Regions from separate parts of the Homo sapiens genome. Here all the other regions are linked to region 1. Evidence: chromatin contacts called from ENCODE Hi-C or POLR2A ChIA-PET data. All regions are on one chromosome and are shown on one strand. Each heading gives the region's core, a stretch centred on a gene start or an enhancer-like site at or near the end of the contact. The rest is flanking DNA. Distances are from core to core; before and after follow the strand shown. Region 1 holds the start of PDLIM7 (PDZ and LIM domain 7). Region 2 holds the start of SQSTM1 (sequestosome 1). Region 3 holds the start of HNRNPH1 (heterogeneous nuclear ribonucleoprotein H1). Region 4 holds the start of RUFY1 (RUN and FYVE domain containing 1).

The links. Hi-C counts contacts between places; a loop is a spot of excess contacts on that map. ChIA-PET counts read pairs that join two places held with the same protein, here RNA polymerase II (POLR2A). Pooled maps may share reads with other maps.
Region 2: a loop to region 1 is called in a map of tibial artery, with 6 times the contacts of the local background. The contact joins the promoter of SQSTM1 here to the promoter of PDLIM7 in region 1. A Hi-C loop is called at or near these places in 1 of 168 maps with a recorded cell type or tissue (tibial artery) and 5 of 50 pooled maps. POLR2A ChIA-PET finds 5 or more read pairs at or near these places in 1 of 52 experiments (AG04450).
Region 3: a loop to region 1 is called in a pooled map, with 17 times the contacts of the local background. The contact joins the promoter of HNRNPH1 here to the promoter of PDLIM7 in region 1. A Hi-C loop is called at or near these places in 9 of 50 pooled maps. POLR2A ChIA-PET finds 5 or more read pairs at or near these places in 3 of 52 experiments (K562, WTC11 and endothelial cell of umbilical vein).
Region 4: a loop to region 1 is called in a map with no recorded cell type, with 2.9 times the contacts of the local background. The contact joins the promoter of RUFY1 here to the promoter of PDLIM7 in region 1. A Hi-C loop is called at or near these places in 1 of 37 single-sample maps with no recorded cell type and 5 of 50 pooled maps. POLR2A ChIA-PET finds 5 or more read pairs at or near these places in 2 of 52 experiments (H1 and PC-9).

The regions. Positions count from the first base shown.
Region 1 is chr5:177,495,558-177,499,431 of GRCh38, forward strand. PDLIM7 (PDZ and LIM domain 7) reads right to left here and starts at 2,047. Exons shown (of 13, transcript NM_005451.5): 1 at 1,971-2,047; 2 at 860-966. The coding sequence starts at 955. RefSeq lists enhancers at 699-1,440, 2,653-2,702, 2,921-3,660 and silencers at 1,243-1,322, 1,733-2,442.
Region 2 is chr5:179,818,756-179,822,629 of GRCh38, forward strand. It overlaps SQSTM1 (sequestosome 1), which reads left to right and starts at 2,150. Exons shown (of 8, transcript NM_003900.5): 1 at 2,150-2,386. The coding sequence starts at 2,182. RefSeq lists enhancers at 1-229, 1-1,131, 185-484, 885-1,044, 1,652-2,361 and silencers at 475-654, 1,955-2,204, 2,315-2,574, 2,585-2,764.
Region 3 is chr5:179,621,517-179,625,390 of GRCh38, forward strand. It overlaps HNRNPH1 (heterogeneous nuclear ribonucleoprotein H1), which reads right to left and starts at 2,155. Exons shown (of 14, transcript NM_001257293.2): 1 at 2,079-2,155; 2 at 1,521-1,648. The coding sequence starts at 1,617. All of the region lies in intron 4 of LOC128966623 (a long non-coding RNA gene), which reads left to right. RefSeq lists enhancers at 1,927-2,096, 2,152-2,446, 2,196-2,981, 2,982-3,766.
Region 4 is chr5:179,548,881-179,552,754 of GRCh38, forward strand. RUFY1 (RUN and FYVE domain containing 1) reads left to right here and starts at 1,674. Exons shown (of 18, transcript NM_025158.5): 1 at 1,674-1,999. The coding sequence starts at 1,690. The region is part of intron 4 of LOC128966623 (a long non-coding RNA gene); the gene reads left to right. It overlaps LOC105377762 (a long non-coding RNA gene), which reads right to left and starts at 1,624. Exons shown (of 4, transcript XR_941315.4): 1 at 1,064-1,624. RefSeq lists a silencer at 1,599-2,308.

The sequences.
Region 1 (3,874 bases), core at 797-3,296:
GCTGGAGCTGCAGCCTGGTGACCAGCTGAGAGGCCCACCAGTGGGGTTCAGGGGGCCAGGCCTAGGCCAGCCCTTTTCAGCTCTGCAGACCGCAGCCACTGTTGGCCATCCCAGCGTGGGGCTGCATTCTTGGGCTTATAAGGCAATCCCCCTGCTACAGGGAGGAGCCAGCCTCCAGCTCCACCCACACCAGGGCAGGCTCTTGGAAGCTGAAGTTAAGCCCCTAGAATGGAGCCCTGTCCTACACTTCTGCTTGGGGTCAAAGGCCACCACATCCTGAATGGGAACAGTGGATGTGGGTCCTTACATAGGCTGGGGAGAGACCCCTTCTACCCACAAAAAATGTACGCCATGCTGTGCCTCAATTCCAATCCCTGCTTCACCATGGACTCGATGAGCGAGCCCCGCCACCTCTCCATGAGTTCTTCTCTCATCTGGAAAAACGGGATGAGGATTGCTATTCCCTGGGCGGCAGTGAGGCTGAAGTGAAATCCTATAGTCACAGTGTCCTGCCTGGGGCCTGGCTCCAAGCATTGCCACCTCAAGTTTAGATACCTCCTGAAATGTTAGGCTCCCATCCTGCACAATGAGCCTCCCTCCAGCCCTCAGAGGTGGCCACAGGAGCTTGGGAGAACAGCATCGGGTACAGTGCAGGGCTGGAGAAGCCTGGGTGCTCCCTCCCAGTATCCACCTCATTGGGAGTCCTTGTGGCAGGCAGGTACCACTACATCTCCGGACCTAGACATCTCCTGGCCTGCTGGCCCCTGACCAGCTCCTGTTAGGACTCCCCCCATCACCCTCTGGAGACCTAAGCACCGAAAGACCGCTGGGGGAGCCCCCTCCCCAAACCTAGGCTCACCCGGGAAATGGAGAGGGGCACATTGAAGTCCTTGCCCCCTTGCAGCCGGAAGCCCCAAGGTGCTGGCCCCTCCAGCACTACTTTGAAGGAATCCATGATGCCGGCTCCTGAGAGGAGAGAAGAGAAGGTGAGTGGCCAGCATGGTGGGCGGGCAGGCAGGCAGGCCGGGCCAGCTCAGGATACCAGCCTTGGACAGGGGCCAGGCAGGCACGGGCAGCCCCTGAGCACGCCCAAGCCATAGGAGGCAGGTATTTTGTCAGGCTGGCCTGGGCTGCTGGCTGGCGGACCTCACTTTGGAAAGACAGGAGCAGCCCCCCTCCCCTTGGGACTGGAACGGTGAGGGGTGCCTGAATCCAGGCTTGAGGTTCTTTGCAACCAGGGGTGGGCCGAGGGACTAAACTGGCGCGGCCTCCCCCCAAGCCAGCCTGGAGCCTCGGGCGGCCGGGTGAGTCAGGGGCCGGCTCTCCTCTCCCCCGCCCCCAGGTCCCGGCAGGCAGGCCGCGGCTGGAGCCTGCTCGGACTATATAAGGCGTGTAAGCTGACACTGTGCGGAGAGCCAGCGGAGGGAGCACACGGGGGCTTGGGACGCGAGGGGGGGGGGAGGGGAGGGGAGGGGAGGGGAGGGGAGGGAGGCGGCTGCAGCGGATCCTCCTAGCCATTCCGGGACCAGTCGAGGCTGCTGGGAGCCAGGGCGGGACCCCTGGGTGCTGAAGAAGGGGAAGGCGGGAGTGGGGTGCGGCCCCTGTGGAGACAGATGGGGGCTGGGACCCTCAAGCATAGCTTGGAGGGGGATCCTTCCCCGAGCCCAGTGGGGGGTGGTGCCTCCCACACAGAACTGCTCCCACACCGACGTGACTCAGTTTCCCCTTAGTCCCCCGCCCGGGCCCCATGCATTAGACTGGCCCCGGCCGCAGGAAGCGGCGCAGGCGCCAATCGGCCCCGCCGCAGCCGGCTTAGCGGCAGGAAGGCGGGGGCGGGGGCGGAGGCAGGGGCCAGGGCCAGCGGGAGGAAGCACAGCCTGGACCACGACCCCCAGTGCCCTTTGTGGTCCTCAGCAGGCCCCGGGCGCCCGCCTGGTGCAGCCCAAGACGCCCCGCGCGGTCGTCGATACCTGCTTGGCCCGGCCAGGGCGCTGCTCTGCGTCGGGCTCCAGGGAGCCTCGTTGGGATCGGCCGCCAGTGTTCTGACCCCGCCCCCACAGCCACCCTCCACTTTGAGCGCGCGGACGGGGGCGGGGCACCAGGCCACGCCCTCGTCGCGACCACGCCCACTAGACTTTCTCCGCTGGTGGAAAGCCCCACCCAGCTCTTCCGTCCTGCCCAATCACCAAGTCCCGTCGGGCTTAGAGCTGAGAGGCCTCGCCGACCCGGGCCCTGCAACGGGGCGGAGTCGGGAGGGGGCCGGGGCTGCGGGTCGCCTCCTTAGGGAAGCGCTGCCTCGCCCAGTCCCTCGCACCGCCCGCTGGCGGAGGGAGAGGAAAGCGGACCTTCAAACCAGACCGACCTGGGACATAGTAGTCTCTGAACCTTAGTTTGCTACTCCGAAAAATGGGACGATCATACTCGCCTCGCAGGGCTGCCGCGAGTGTCGGTATCGTAGGCGCAACCCTCGGGGACTGCAGAATCTGTAAATCAGAGGGGCTGGGGGAGACAAGTTGAGGGGGACAGGGGCGTTTAAAGCTAGAGTTGCGCAACGCTCTGCCGAAGGCAGGAAAACAGGGCAGGAGCGGACGCCGGATGTCCCTGCAACCCCGAGCCGACCCGCGCACCGTCGGAAGCGCCGCGTCCCGCTCCACCTTGGCCAGAGCGGACTGCGCCGCCTGGGAGGCGTCCTCAGAGTCCCGGCCCCGCGTTCAGCCCAGGCACTAGGGCCGGCGGCACGGACACTGAGCACATGCGGGTGTCGGGGTGAGGGAAGGGGCGTCCACCCTCCACTCGCTTGGTGGTCCCGGCCCATCACCTCCTCCTAGGACAGAGTCGCTGCAGTTCTCCCCTCTCCATCCACAGTCATCACACCCACCCTGTTCTGCACAAACCGCCGTGAGAGTTCTCGTCGTTAAAGACCTTCTCTTGACCCCACATCCCTCTCCAGCTACTACCCTTTAATTCTCCTCTCGAGAGTAAAATTCCTCCAGGGAGTTGTCTGTTTATCGCGTCTCCACTTGCTTTCCTTCAGTTATCTCTTGAAGCCATGCCAGGCGGGCTCTTGTCCGCACCCGTCCCCTGAGATCTCTCTTCTCAAGGTCCCCTGTGGCCTGGAGGCCATGGGGCCATGGAATCCGTGGTGGTTAAGTTTCATCCTGCCCTGCCTAGGGGCAGCACTGGTCCAGGTTGATCCTTTTCCGCGAAACACCCTTTTTCCCTGGCTTCACAGCTTCCCCCTGCCCCACTGGCCCCTCCTTCCCATCCTCCTCTGCCTCTGGCCTTGGCCATCTGATGTCGCCTCTCTTTATGCTCACCCCCTGAGACCCCGTACTGTCCTGTGGCTTTCAACACCACCTATATGCAAAGGCATCCCATGTTTCATGGCCAGCCTGACCTCTCCCCAGGAACTCTAACTCCATTATCCAAAACCCTGCCTAGATGTTTACTAGATCAGGGGTCCCCAACTCCCCGTTTGTGGCCTGTTAGGAACTGGGCTGCACAGCAGAAGGTGAGCAGCGGCAAGCCAGAGAAGCTGAGTGCAGCGGCAGCATTAGACTCCCATAGGAGCGTGAACCCTATTGTGAACTGTGCATGCGAGGGATCTAGGTTGCTCATTCCTTATGAGAATCTAATGATAAATGGGCCGGGTGCAGTGGTTCACGCCTGTAACCCCAGCACTTTGGGAGGTTGAGGCGGGGGAGGATCACTTGAGGTCAGGAGTTCGAGACCATCCTGGCCAATATGGTGAAACCCCGTCTCTACTAAAAATACAAAAATTAGCTGGGCGTGGTGGCGCATATGCCTATAATCCCAGCTACTTGAGAGGCTGAGGCAGGAGAATGACTTGAACCTGGGCAGCAGAGGTTGTAGT
Region 2 (3,874 bases), core at 900-3,399, 2.3 Mb after region 1:
TTCCACTTCAGCCCCATTTGAAAGATGAGGAAATGAGAGGCTGGTCCATAGTGGGTCTCGCGGCTCAGGTGCCGAGCCTTCCCTGGGCATGCACGCCGGGCCCTGGAGGGTGGGAAGGGGCCAGTGGACGCGGGGAGCCTGCGGGGTGGGACTGCATCGGGAAAGGGGAAGGAGTCAGAGGCGAGAAGGGGGAGAGTGTCTGTCTGGCTCCAGCCGCTGCACGCTCTTCCTGCTCAGGGGACTCACGGTGACCCCGGAGCCACTCCCCAGCCCAGCCTCCAGGTAAGAGGTCACTGAGATGGGTGGCAGCAGGGGCCGGGGATCCCCCTATTACGACAGCGGTCATGGGACGCTGACTCACTGCCGGCCAGACCACCTGACCTCCGCGGCGGGAGGAGAGGGCCCTGCCAGGGGGTTCCCGCCGCGCCTTGTTTACCTCCGGGAGGCCTCGGCCTCGCGTGGGGGCAGGGCGGCCGCTGGGGCCGCAAGGCGTGCGGGGAAGGGCCAGAGCCGGGTGTCCACCCCAGCTTCCCAAAGACTCCCTCTTCTGTGCTTCCTTCTCCCCTCCCCGCCCCCCCCCCAGTCTCTTCACATGCCCCTAGCCCCCGCGGAAACTTCCCGCGATCCCAAACGGGCCAAATGGCGAGAAAGCAAAGGAGCTCCTTCTTGGGGGTGAGTGGGGCGCCTTGAGCGCTTCCTCAAAGCTATGTTCCCAGAGCCACAGGCCTTCCTTGTGTCCCTCACCCTGCTCAGACCGGGCCATAGCCGGGGGCTGGGGCAGGAAAGCCGGCCCTCGGCGGGGGCCACGTGGCTCTCAGGCGCCTGGGCTGCTGAGTCACGCTTGGCCAGCACCTGTCTGTAGGCCACAGCCTCTGCCAGCACGCCCCTCTGTGTCCCCTGCCCCTGTCTGCAAGGCAGTGGCTCCAGCAGGCCCTGGGGCATTTTCCACTCTCCACCGCCGGATGCAGGGAGAGGCCTGAACCCTCTCCACAGGGCTGCTCTGGGCAGGGTGGAAGCCTTGCCCACTTCGGAGCCCTCCGGGAAGGATCATTCACACCTGTGGACCAGCCCCTGCTGTGCGCACACCCACACATCACCTTCGCACCTGACTGGCCCCATCCAGCCACTCTTGCCTCCCTCTGGGTTTCCTCCCCTGGGAGGTTTCTCCAGCTCCTGCAAGCCCTGGGCTGAAATGGCATGAGTTGGACCCAGCAGGTTCTGACCTCCTACTCACAGGACCTTGCCTGGGAGGCTCCAGAGGGTGACCACTCGTCCTGCCCCTCTCCTTGCCCCAGTTCTGGCGGACAGGTTACTCTGGTGGCATAAAGCAGTGTTTCTTCCTTCCTAGCTGAGGAGGCTGTTGGCTGACCCCCTTGGCTGCCCACAAGGCCAACGGGCCTGAGCCCCCACAGGGCCATGGGCATTACCTGCTGAATTGAGGAGCCCATAAGGAGTCACTTGGACCACAGTGAACACTTGGCGACCACTGACACTCAGGAGACCTTAGCTGGTCCTCCAGCACCTCTCAACTCCACTCCTACTAAACTGGGAACTTCTCTGGTGCTCAGGCCAGAGTCGGGGTCCGTCACCGAGTATGCTATGCGCTGCCCATCACCGAGGATGCCATGCGCTGTAAGAGGGCTGCCACCGCGGCAGGCTGACCATGGCAGGGTCGGAACAGCAACCTGAGAGCCAGCTTGTTCTGGCCAGCAGTGCCCACTGGGCGACCTAGCAGCCTCCTGATATGGGGGCTGTGTCCCCCTCTCCCTGCACTGGGTACCCCCAACTGAGGATATTGCTGAGTCATGGCCAGGCCCAAGCCTGGGAGGGGCGAGGGGCTGGACCCCCGCCAGTACCCTGATCCCAGGTGCAGAGGCTGGAGCCCAGGCCTGTATGAGTGCCAGGGCCGGTTTCCTGGGGTCCTTGGTGCACCGGGGCAATGAAGAGAGGGGTCAGCAATGAGGGGGCCGGGAGACCTGGAGCGAGGGGTAGCGGGGAAGGGGAGAGTAGTGAAGGGGCCTCTGCAGGGCGGCTCTCGCGCCGCGACGACGGTGGCGGGGGCGGGGAGGGCGCGAGAGACTCCGCCCCTCTCGAGGCGGGGCGGGGCCTCCGCGTTCGCTACAAAAGCCGCGCGGCGGCTGCGACCGGGACGGCCCGTTTTCCGCCAGCTCGCCGCTCGCTATGGCGTCGCTCACCGTGAAGGCCTACCTTCTGGGCAAGGAGGACGCGGCGCGCGAGATTCGCCGCTTCAGCTTCTGCTGCAGCCCCGAGCCTGAGGCGGAAGCCGAGGCTGCGGCGGGTCCGGGACCCTGCGAGCGGCTGCTGAGCCGGGTGGCCGCCCTGTTCCCCGCGCTGCGGCCTGGCGGCTTCCAGGCGCACTACCGCGGTGAGCGGGCCGGGGAGCGGCGGGGGCGGTGACGCAGGCCGGACACGGCCTCCTGCCGCGGGGTGGCTGCCCCCTCCCTTCTCGGCGACGCCTGGCGGGCCGTGAGGGGGTCTGCGCTGGCTGCTCCCTGGATGGCGGTGGCCTGCATGGGTCCCCAGTTCGGCCATGGGAGCCGGCCTGGTGACTGGAGTGGTGACCAAGGCCGGGACCCGCTGCTCAGCGTCGGCCCCCTGGGGCGGTGGAGCCCTGCCGGCCGGGGGCTCGAGCCTGGGGGCGTCAGACGCCCCGCTCCACCCCCCGCGCTGTTGGGGATTTTGGCAAGGACGCGCCGGGGCGAACGCTCTGGCTCTCCGCGGGCACTGGGTGGTCAGGCGGGCACTCGGGTTACACTGACACCTTGCTGCGCCAGGTGGTGGGTTCAGATAATGCCCTGGAGGAGCCGGGCGAGCGCCGGCGAGGGGAGGGAGTGACGCGGGTAAACAAGCGCGGGGGTGCGGGGGACTCGCGAGCGCCGCGACAGCGCCTGGGAGAAGGGCACGGATCGCCGGCGGAACGCTCCGAGCCAGGTCGAGTACAGATGTTTTCCCATTGGCAAGTGGACGAGAACGTTCTTCAGAAGTGTTGGTGTTGGCACAGAAGCCCTGTTTCCTGCTGCGCTGGTGTGACCAGTGGCTGCTGGGGGTGGGGTTAGGGAGGTGGTTGTGGCCAGGAGGGCGGGAGGTGGCCAAGGCCGGCCCCTGGGAGGGTGCAGTGCTAGGACCTCCCTCTGGAGCGCTGCCAGCATACCAGGCCCTCTCCTATTCTTAAAAAAAAAAAAATTGTGATGTTATTGAGCTGTAACTGAAATAAGGGTTCACCCATTTAGTGTACAAGTCAGTGGTTTTCACTATTTTCATAGGTTTGTGGACCATATTCAGTGTGAGAGCTTTTCATCACCTTATAAACGCCATACATACCTTTTATCACCCTCTTATCCACATGCCCCCAGCAACCTCCTTTCTGTATCTATTCATCTTGCAATCCTGGACATTTCATGTAAATAGAATCAGACAATGTAGTCTTGCAAGTGGTTTCTTTCACTTAGTGTAATGTGTTCAGTGTTGTGGCACATATCAGAACTAGTTTTTTTTGGAGGAATAATATTCTGTTGTGTGGACAGGCCATGTTTTGTTTACCTGTTCATTAGTTGACAGACATTTGGGTTGTTTGCATCTTTGGGTGCCTCACCTGTGCCCTCGGTGGATGGCGTGGTTTGGTCTGCACAGCTGTGCTTTAAAGCCATTTCAGCTCATATGTATCTGTCACAAATGGAGACTACATACAAATACGTGTCTTTCAGCTTTGTTAGGGAAGGAAGCAGGCAGATGCCCTTGTCTTCTCCTTTACTCCCAAGCCACTAGAAGTCTAAGGCCTTTGTGGGGCTGGGCCCCTCAGGAGCAGGTCACAGGCAGGGATCTCCCACAGTTGAAGACGGACATGGGCCTGGTC
Region 3 (3,874 bases), core at 905-3,404, 2.1 Mb after region 1:
TACTGACCACGATATTACCAACTCCTAAAACTCCAATTAAAAAAAAACAAACTCATTCCTAAGGTGATATATTTCCAACCCATCAACAACATACAATATTCAAAGCAGTTTCAGAATGAATTTATCTCTTTAGTCCTTGCTACTCATGTCTACATCACACATCTTTTATCAATTTCTCAGAAGATTATCAAGCCTGGACTGTGTGACTTTACGGCAAACATACTTCGTTGCGAGCTGTTTTGGTCTGGGGCATTTATCCGTTTTACCTTACCAGTAGCCACATTACGGTTTCTCATTCAAATTCAAATTACAAGCCCAATACTCACCTGAAAGGGGATCAGTGTTACCAAGCTAAAATGCTCCAAGTTGCACAGCTGAAGCCAAACCCAGTGTTGCCCCCTGCAAGGCGGCTTCCAGCGTACTTGGTTCTTGTTTTACAGGTCGCTTTCCGTTACCAACGCTAAATTCAGATAGTAAGTCAATACTACAAACGTCTTGCCAAAAGCTGTTAATTTCATCCAAATAGAATTTTAATCAGTCTAATTTCTTTTTCCCAGTCTAATAATAGGAACAAGGACATTCTGATAGAAAATATTCAGGAAACCTATGTACTGCAAAAACACTTCCCTGGGCTTCAGTGTCTTCAACTGTATAGTGAGCCAGATTAAGAACTAGATAAGAAAACACTCTTCAATTATCAAATCTTGATTAGGAAAACTGAAATTAAGACGTGACATTTTAACTTTCCGAAGAATGCTCCTTTTTAAGAAAACACCAAAACTGGAAACAAGAGGTTACACTTCAAGATATTGCAAAACATTACTATTATTTGTCTAATCACTCGGCCATTTTCTCAAGATTGAGGAGGAAATCCCACCTATGCCAATTTATCCTTTCGAAAAAAGACACCCGGGCCAGGCGCGGTGGCTCACGCCTGTAATCCCAGCATTTTGGGAAACCGAGGTGGGCGGATCACTTGAGGTCAGATGTTCGAGACCAGCCTGGCCAAAATAGTGAAACCCCGTCTCTACTAAAAATACAAAAATTAGCCGGGCGTGGCGGTGCGCGCCTCTAGTCCCAGACACTCGGGAGACTGAGGCAGGAGAATCGCTTGAACCCAGGAGGCGGAGGTTGCAGTGAGCCGAGAACGCGCCACTGCACTCCAGCTTGGGTGACAGAGACTCCAACTCAAAAGAAAAAGAAAAAAAGACACCCATAAAAGAAAAGCTGGTGTTCAAAGATAGGTAAAGAAAACAAAGTCTGCCAAACCTGCCGCACTCCCCCAAGGGCCAGGAGGACGGGCGGGGCTTTCGAAATTTCCATTGCGTAACAGCGGGCCGCCGGGCGCGAGCAGCACAGCGGTGAGTGTAGTCGCCCGCGCCTCGCCAGGGGGCGCCCCGGGTCCCACCCGGCCCGGCCCGGCCCGGCCCGCCCCGCCCCGCCCCGCCCCAGCCCGGCCGCCCGCCAGCCCGCCCGCCCCGGCCTCGAACTCGAACTCCCGCGTCCTAGTTCTAACTCACCAGAAAAAAACCTCTGCACTTCATCGGCCGAGCAAGACCAGGGCAAGCCCCGGACCTTCACCACGAATCCCTCTCCACCTTCCGTGCCCAACATCATCGTCTCTTACGCGGTCCGGCGTCGAAACAAACTGCAAAGCGGGGAGGACCAGAACTGAGAGCGCCAATTAAGCTGTCCTTCGCCTCCGAGGCGCGCCCGGGCCCGCACCGCCCCCCCACGGAGCAAAAACCGGGCGGATGCACCCACCCCGGCGACTCCAACACCTCCTCGTCCGGCGACCGGACCCCCAAAGCTGTCCTGAGCAACAGCTGTCGGCGCCCCGAACCGTGGGGGCCCGGGCCGAGAGCCAGCGTAGAGGAAAGGAAATGGCGGCGGCCGCTTCCGCTCCGCCTCCTCCGACTTCTCACACAATAGAGTCGGCGCGGCCTGCAGGCCTCAGCGGCGGTGCCGAGATTCAGCGAACCACTCGCGGCTCTCGACGGCAGCCTGCAGCTCGCCAAGGTCCCCGTGGCCCTCCCAGAGATATGGGGACAAACAATCCTCGCAAAAACGGTACCCACCGTGGTCGCTGAACTGCAAGCGAGGACCCACCGCGACTCACCTAGACACGCGACTTCTGCGTGGCTAAGACGAAATGGCCAGCGGGCGCCTGCGCAACCTAAATAAGGTCCCTTGTGCGAGTTCTGCGCACGCGCAGCCAGCTGCCCGCACCGCCCCGTTGCGTCACAAAGAGCTCTGGCGCATGCGTAATTTCAAGAGCCAGCCCACCTCCCGCCGGCGGATTATTACACGCTTGGGTTTTGGGCTCAGCACCCCCACCCATAAACCCGCCGGGCTTTTTGTTGCGCCTGCGCCTTCCCGCGAATATTGAACTTCGGAGTCCTAGCGGTTTATAATTATTTCATGCGCATGCGTCTTCCTTGAAACCGTTCTCTAGCCTTACCCGCCAGCGTGGGGGAGGGGAATGGCGGCCGCCTGTTCCCTATGGGACTGTATAGGAGTCCCGAGCTCTGGGTTGTGATGAGGTGGGCGTCTTTCTACCCCTTGCCCCCAGGCTCTTACCGGCGCGCTCCTGGCCGACCTGAAAGGAGGGGCGCGGCCTTCAGGCGTTCCCACTCCCCGCGCCGCCTGTCTTCCCTTTATCCCCAAACCGGCCGAAGCTGGTCAGCTGCAGATTGTCGAACGTCCTGGGAGCTGCGGGGCTGCGGACGTCCCGCGCCCGAAGCCACCCGTATGGTGCCTGGGGCACGTCCCAGCCCTGTGTGCCTCCACTTCCCCTTACCTGCCGTCGTCGGGCCTAGGGCCCCGGTCGGCGCGAGGTTTCCGTGCCTGTGGCTCGCGCCTGTACCCAGCTTTTGCCTAACGAATTCGCACCCTGTGTACCCCTTGACCCGCCTAACGGTCGGCAGGCCTTGACTGCCCTGGGGCCCTGGCACGAGGAGGGATCGCGAGCGCGGGCTCCACGGGTGCGCGCCGGCCTCTGCGCTCGGTAGGTTACCGCTGCATCTCCCAGAGCAGAATTGGTAAGAGTGCGTCCATTCACCAGGCGTAGACGCTGCATTCGAGGAGGCCCCCGGGTCACCCCATGTGCACACATGCTGCGAGATGACTAATGTTCGTGGTTTCTAGCAGCACTGCCCAAAACCTAAGATGCCGTAGCCTCCCAGGCCTCCCCATGTCTGATTTGGCTGCCTTCCTCACCCCAGCTTTAGTGGACACAGACAATACACAAATTAACAATAAGGTAGTGCTGGACCCTGCCGCAGAGCTACCTTAGCTAGTGCAAGCCTGAGTGCCACCCTGGGAAGATGCGGACAAAGCATGTTTCCAACCCCAGTGCCACAGAGTCCGAATCCAGTTTTGACAGGTTTGAGAAAAAGTAGAGAGGACATCAAAAGAAAGACAGGAGCCCAGAGCTAAGCAGGGCCTGATCTTCAAAGGCCACTTAGGCCTTGGCAAGGGTGTTATCTCCGAGAGAAGGCTTTGGCAGGTGATCAGCAGGGGAGCCGTAAACCCTGTGTAAAGGAAAACTCTTGCTGGATGTGAGGGGGATGCAGATGGAGCAGGCAGGGTGAATGACGGTACATACCAGGCCCTCTACTACAAACTGAACTAGAAGCACACACCTGTGGTACCATTTCAGAAGGCACTTTGGCTGAGGTAATCAAGAAGAGAGTCCGGCCAGGTGCGGTGGCTCACTCGTGTAATACCAGCATTTTGGGAGGCCGAGGCAGGCAGATCACTTGAGATCAGGAGTTTCAGACCAGCTTGGCCAACATGGTGAAACCCCATCTCTACTAAAGATACAAAAATTATCTATGCATGCACACGCCTGTAATCCCAGCTACTCTGGAGG
Region 4 (3,874 bases), core at 424-2,923, 2.1 Mb after region 1:
CCAGCACTTTGGGAGGCCGAGGCTGGCGGATCACGAGGTCAGGAGATCAAGACCATCCTGGCTAACACGGTGAAACCCCGTTTCTACTAAAAATACAAAAAAAAAAAAAAATTAGCCGGGCGTGGTGGCGGGCACCTGTAGTCCCAGCTACTCGGGAGGCTGAGGCAGGAGAATGGCGTGAACCCGGGAGGTGGAGCTTGCAGTGAACCGAGATCGCGCCACTGCACTCCAGCCTGGGCGACTGAGCGAGACTCCGTACGAAAACAAACAAACAAAAAAGACTGGTAGTATGCCCTCAGTCATTACACAACTCAAACACCAACTCCACAAATTCCCAAAACACTCCTAGATGAAGTGGTATCCCTTCACTGAGAACTGGCCTTTCAGGGACCAGACATATCATGCAACCTAGTGAAGTGGGCTGGACCAAGACAGGTCCAGGGAGCAGCTGGGCGTCTAAAGGGGCAGCACAGTTTATTCCCAACAGTTTGTTGCCATCTGGGAATATGCCATGAGTTACCAAATATTCCAGTGATTCCAGAGAAAGCTAAAATCCAGATTCTTATGTGAAATCTTTTGATTTCTAAATATTGGCAACAAGTTTTAAGATTTGTAAACATTCTGGGAATCAAAACAGCTCTGCTGGTTTGGTGTGGCTCATGTTGCCTCACTTTGCAAAGTGTTAAGTGCTAGTAAATTTTAGTGTTTTTTCTGAGACAGGGTCTCACTTTGTCGCCCAGCCTGGAGTGCAGTGGCCATGATCTCCGCTCACTGTGGGATCGACCTCCCGGGCTCAAGCGATCCTCCCACTCTCAGCCCCCCAAGGAGCTAGGAGTAGAGCTGTCCCGCCACGACATCTGGCTGGTTTTTTGTTGTTGTTGTTGTTGTTGTTTTGGTATTTTAGTAGAGACGGGGTTTCGTCCTACTAAAGGCCCGCCTGGGCCTTCCGAAGTGCTGGGATTACAGGCGTGAGCCACCGCGCCCGGCCAAAATTTTCCTTTGTACTTACTCAAATTCCTTTCTTTTCCAAGTGAAGAAACAGACTGAGTGTATAGTGACTTACCCAGGCCACACAGTTGGATACCAGAGATAGTAGTCACAATCGCTAACATCTGCCATGTGGTCCTTACTGCAAATCTTATTTAATAATGAGGTCGGTTTTTGTTATCCCACTTAACTAATCAATAGGAGAAGCCACCTCTGATTTCCAGTCCACTATCGTGCACTCTTTCTTGCCAAGCCGTCATAGTCATTAGATTAAAAAAAAAAAAAAATTCCTGCTTTCCTGCCTCGCCTGTGCGTTTCCTTAGTCGCCCTTTCGGGGCTTGTTCTAATGAGTGCTACAGAAAAATGACGAAGTGGAAAATATAGACCATGAAATGAAAATTTAAAAGAGGAAATGGTGTCACAAAGACAACGACGGCCAGGGAACCCCGTGAAGCGCCGGGCAGGGTGCACAACTGTCCTCGGAGAAAGTTCAAGAGGAACTTCCCCGCGAACAGGTCCTGCCGGCGGCCGGGAATACGCACACTTTTTATGTTATGACTTGGACTTTCCCGAACCTTTCGAAACAGAGGGAAGGCGAGGCGGTGAAGAGGGAGAAAAATCTCCCCCACCTAAGGCAAAGGCGATGCCCGCCCGCCCCCACCCCGCGCCCGCCCGCCCGCTGGGTCACATGACACGGCCAAGATGGCCGACCGGGAAGGCGGCTGCGCTGCTGGGCGGGGGCGGGAGCTGGAGCCGGAGCTGGAGCCGGGGCCGGGGCCCGGGTCAGCGCTTGAGCCGGGAGAAGAGTTTGAGATCGTGGACCGAAGCCAGCTGCCCGGCCCAGGCGACCTGCGGAGCGCAACGAGGCCGCGGGCGGCCGAGGGCTGGTCGGCGCCCATCCTGACCCTGGCACGCAGGGCCACCGGGAACCTGTCGGCGAGCTGCGGGAGCGCGCTGCGCGCGGCCGCGGGGCTGGGCGGCGGGGACAGCGGGGACGGCACGGCGCGCGCAGGTAGGCTCGGGCCGGGTCTGTCCCGCGGCGGACTCGCGTGTCCCCGCTGGCCGCCGGCGCGGGCGCGGTGGGGGCCGGGCTGGGAGGGCACTGGCCGTTCCGGGAGGTTACGCGAGCTGTTGGCGGGCGGGCGGCGCCTGGCTGCGCCTGGGTCTTTACTCCGGCGGCCCAGCCGAGACCGCCCCCCGCAGCCCCGCGTGCCTGAGCGCGCTCCCGCACCCGCGCCTCTATGCTCTCCCACTAACTAGGTGAAGGACGTGTGCGCGTCCGGGCTTCGGAACTCTGTAGTAACTCCACACACGAAACGGAGCCAGCACTGTTCTGCTTTTCAGCCGTTCAGTGCGGGAGTGGAGCGCCGGCGGGTGTTGGGAGGGCGTGGGCCCTGCGCGCAGCGGACCAGCGGCGCCTCCGCTCACCTCTGCCTGTGAGATGGGGATTTTAAAGTCACCCGATGATCTCTTAAAGACCTTTTCAGCCCTTGTAATGAACAGAGTGCCAGCATATCAGTGATAGTAAGAGTTAAGTAACTTAGCCCTCTAACGCCAGACATCCAGAGCTGTGCTATCCAATACAACAGCACGCATATGTTTTTGTGTGTGTGTTTTTGTTTTTATTTATTTTTATTTTTTTGAGACCGGGTCTTGCTCTGTCGCCCAGGCTGGAGTGCAGTGGTGCGATCTCGGCTCACTGCACCCTCTGCCTCCCGGGTTCAAGCGATCCTCCCTCCCGCCTCAGCCTCCCGAGTAGCTGGGATTACAGGTGCCCACCACCACGCTCGGCTAAGTTCCCCGCCCCCACCCCCCTCCCATATTTTTAGTAGAAACGGGGTTTCACCATCTTGGCCAGGCTGGTCTTGAACTCCTGACCTTGTGATACACCTGCCTCGGCCTCGTAAAGTACTGGGACTACAGGCTTGAGCCACCGCGCCCGGCCGGATTCCTCAATTTCTAACTGAATCAATTGAAATTCAGTACTTTTAAATTGAATTAAAAATTGAGTTCCTCGGCCGGGAGCGGTGGCTCACGCCTGTAATCCCAGCACTTTGGGAGGCCGAAGCGGGTGGATCACGAGGTCAAGAGATCGAGACCATCCTGGCCAACATGGTGAAACCCCGTCTCTACTAAAAATACAAAAAATTAGCTGGGTGTGTTGGCATGCACCTGTAGTCCCAGCTACTCAGGAGGCTGAGGCAGGAGAATCGCTTGAACCTGGGAGGCAGAGGTTGCAGTGAGCCGAGATCGCGCCACTGCACTCCAGCCTGGGTGACAGAGCGAGACTCTGTCTCAAAAAAAAAAAAAAAAAAAAAAACTTGTTCCTCGATTACAGCGGCCACATTTTAAATGCTCAGTAGCCTGTGTGTGGCCAGTGGCTACTGTATGAGATAGCACATAATAGAACATTGCCAACTTCATAGAAAATGCTGGGACAGAGCTGAGGAAAGGTTGTGGTGCCTTCCAAGGAGCATCATAGCACACACTCGAGGCTTCCTGATTCCTCCCCATCCACTGGTACCTTTGCTGTAGATGCACTGACCCCAGGTAGTGAATTGTGAGATTTTCAGTGGTCAAGAATAATTACTGAGTAAAGTTGAAAGGCTGACTCGTTTTGAGATCCTGGCAGTGGAAAATAGCATTAGAGGATGATGAGAGCCTGGGCAGGCCGGGAATCTACTGCCCTCTAGCTTGACACCTTTTCCCGAGACTTTTCCACACATCAGTGGATGCTGAGTTGCATACTCATTGACAGTCAGTACTGAAAGTCAAGGCATGGCGTCTCCTGGAGGCCTCTTAGATATTTCGTGGCAGGAGTAAGCAAATAATAAAAGTTCTTCCCTGCTAGAATTTCTTTCCTTTAATGCAGAATCAAGGAAAAAAT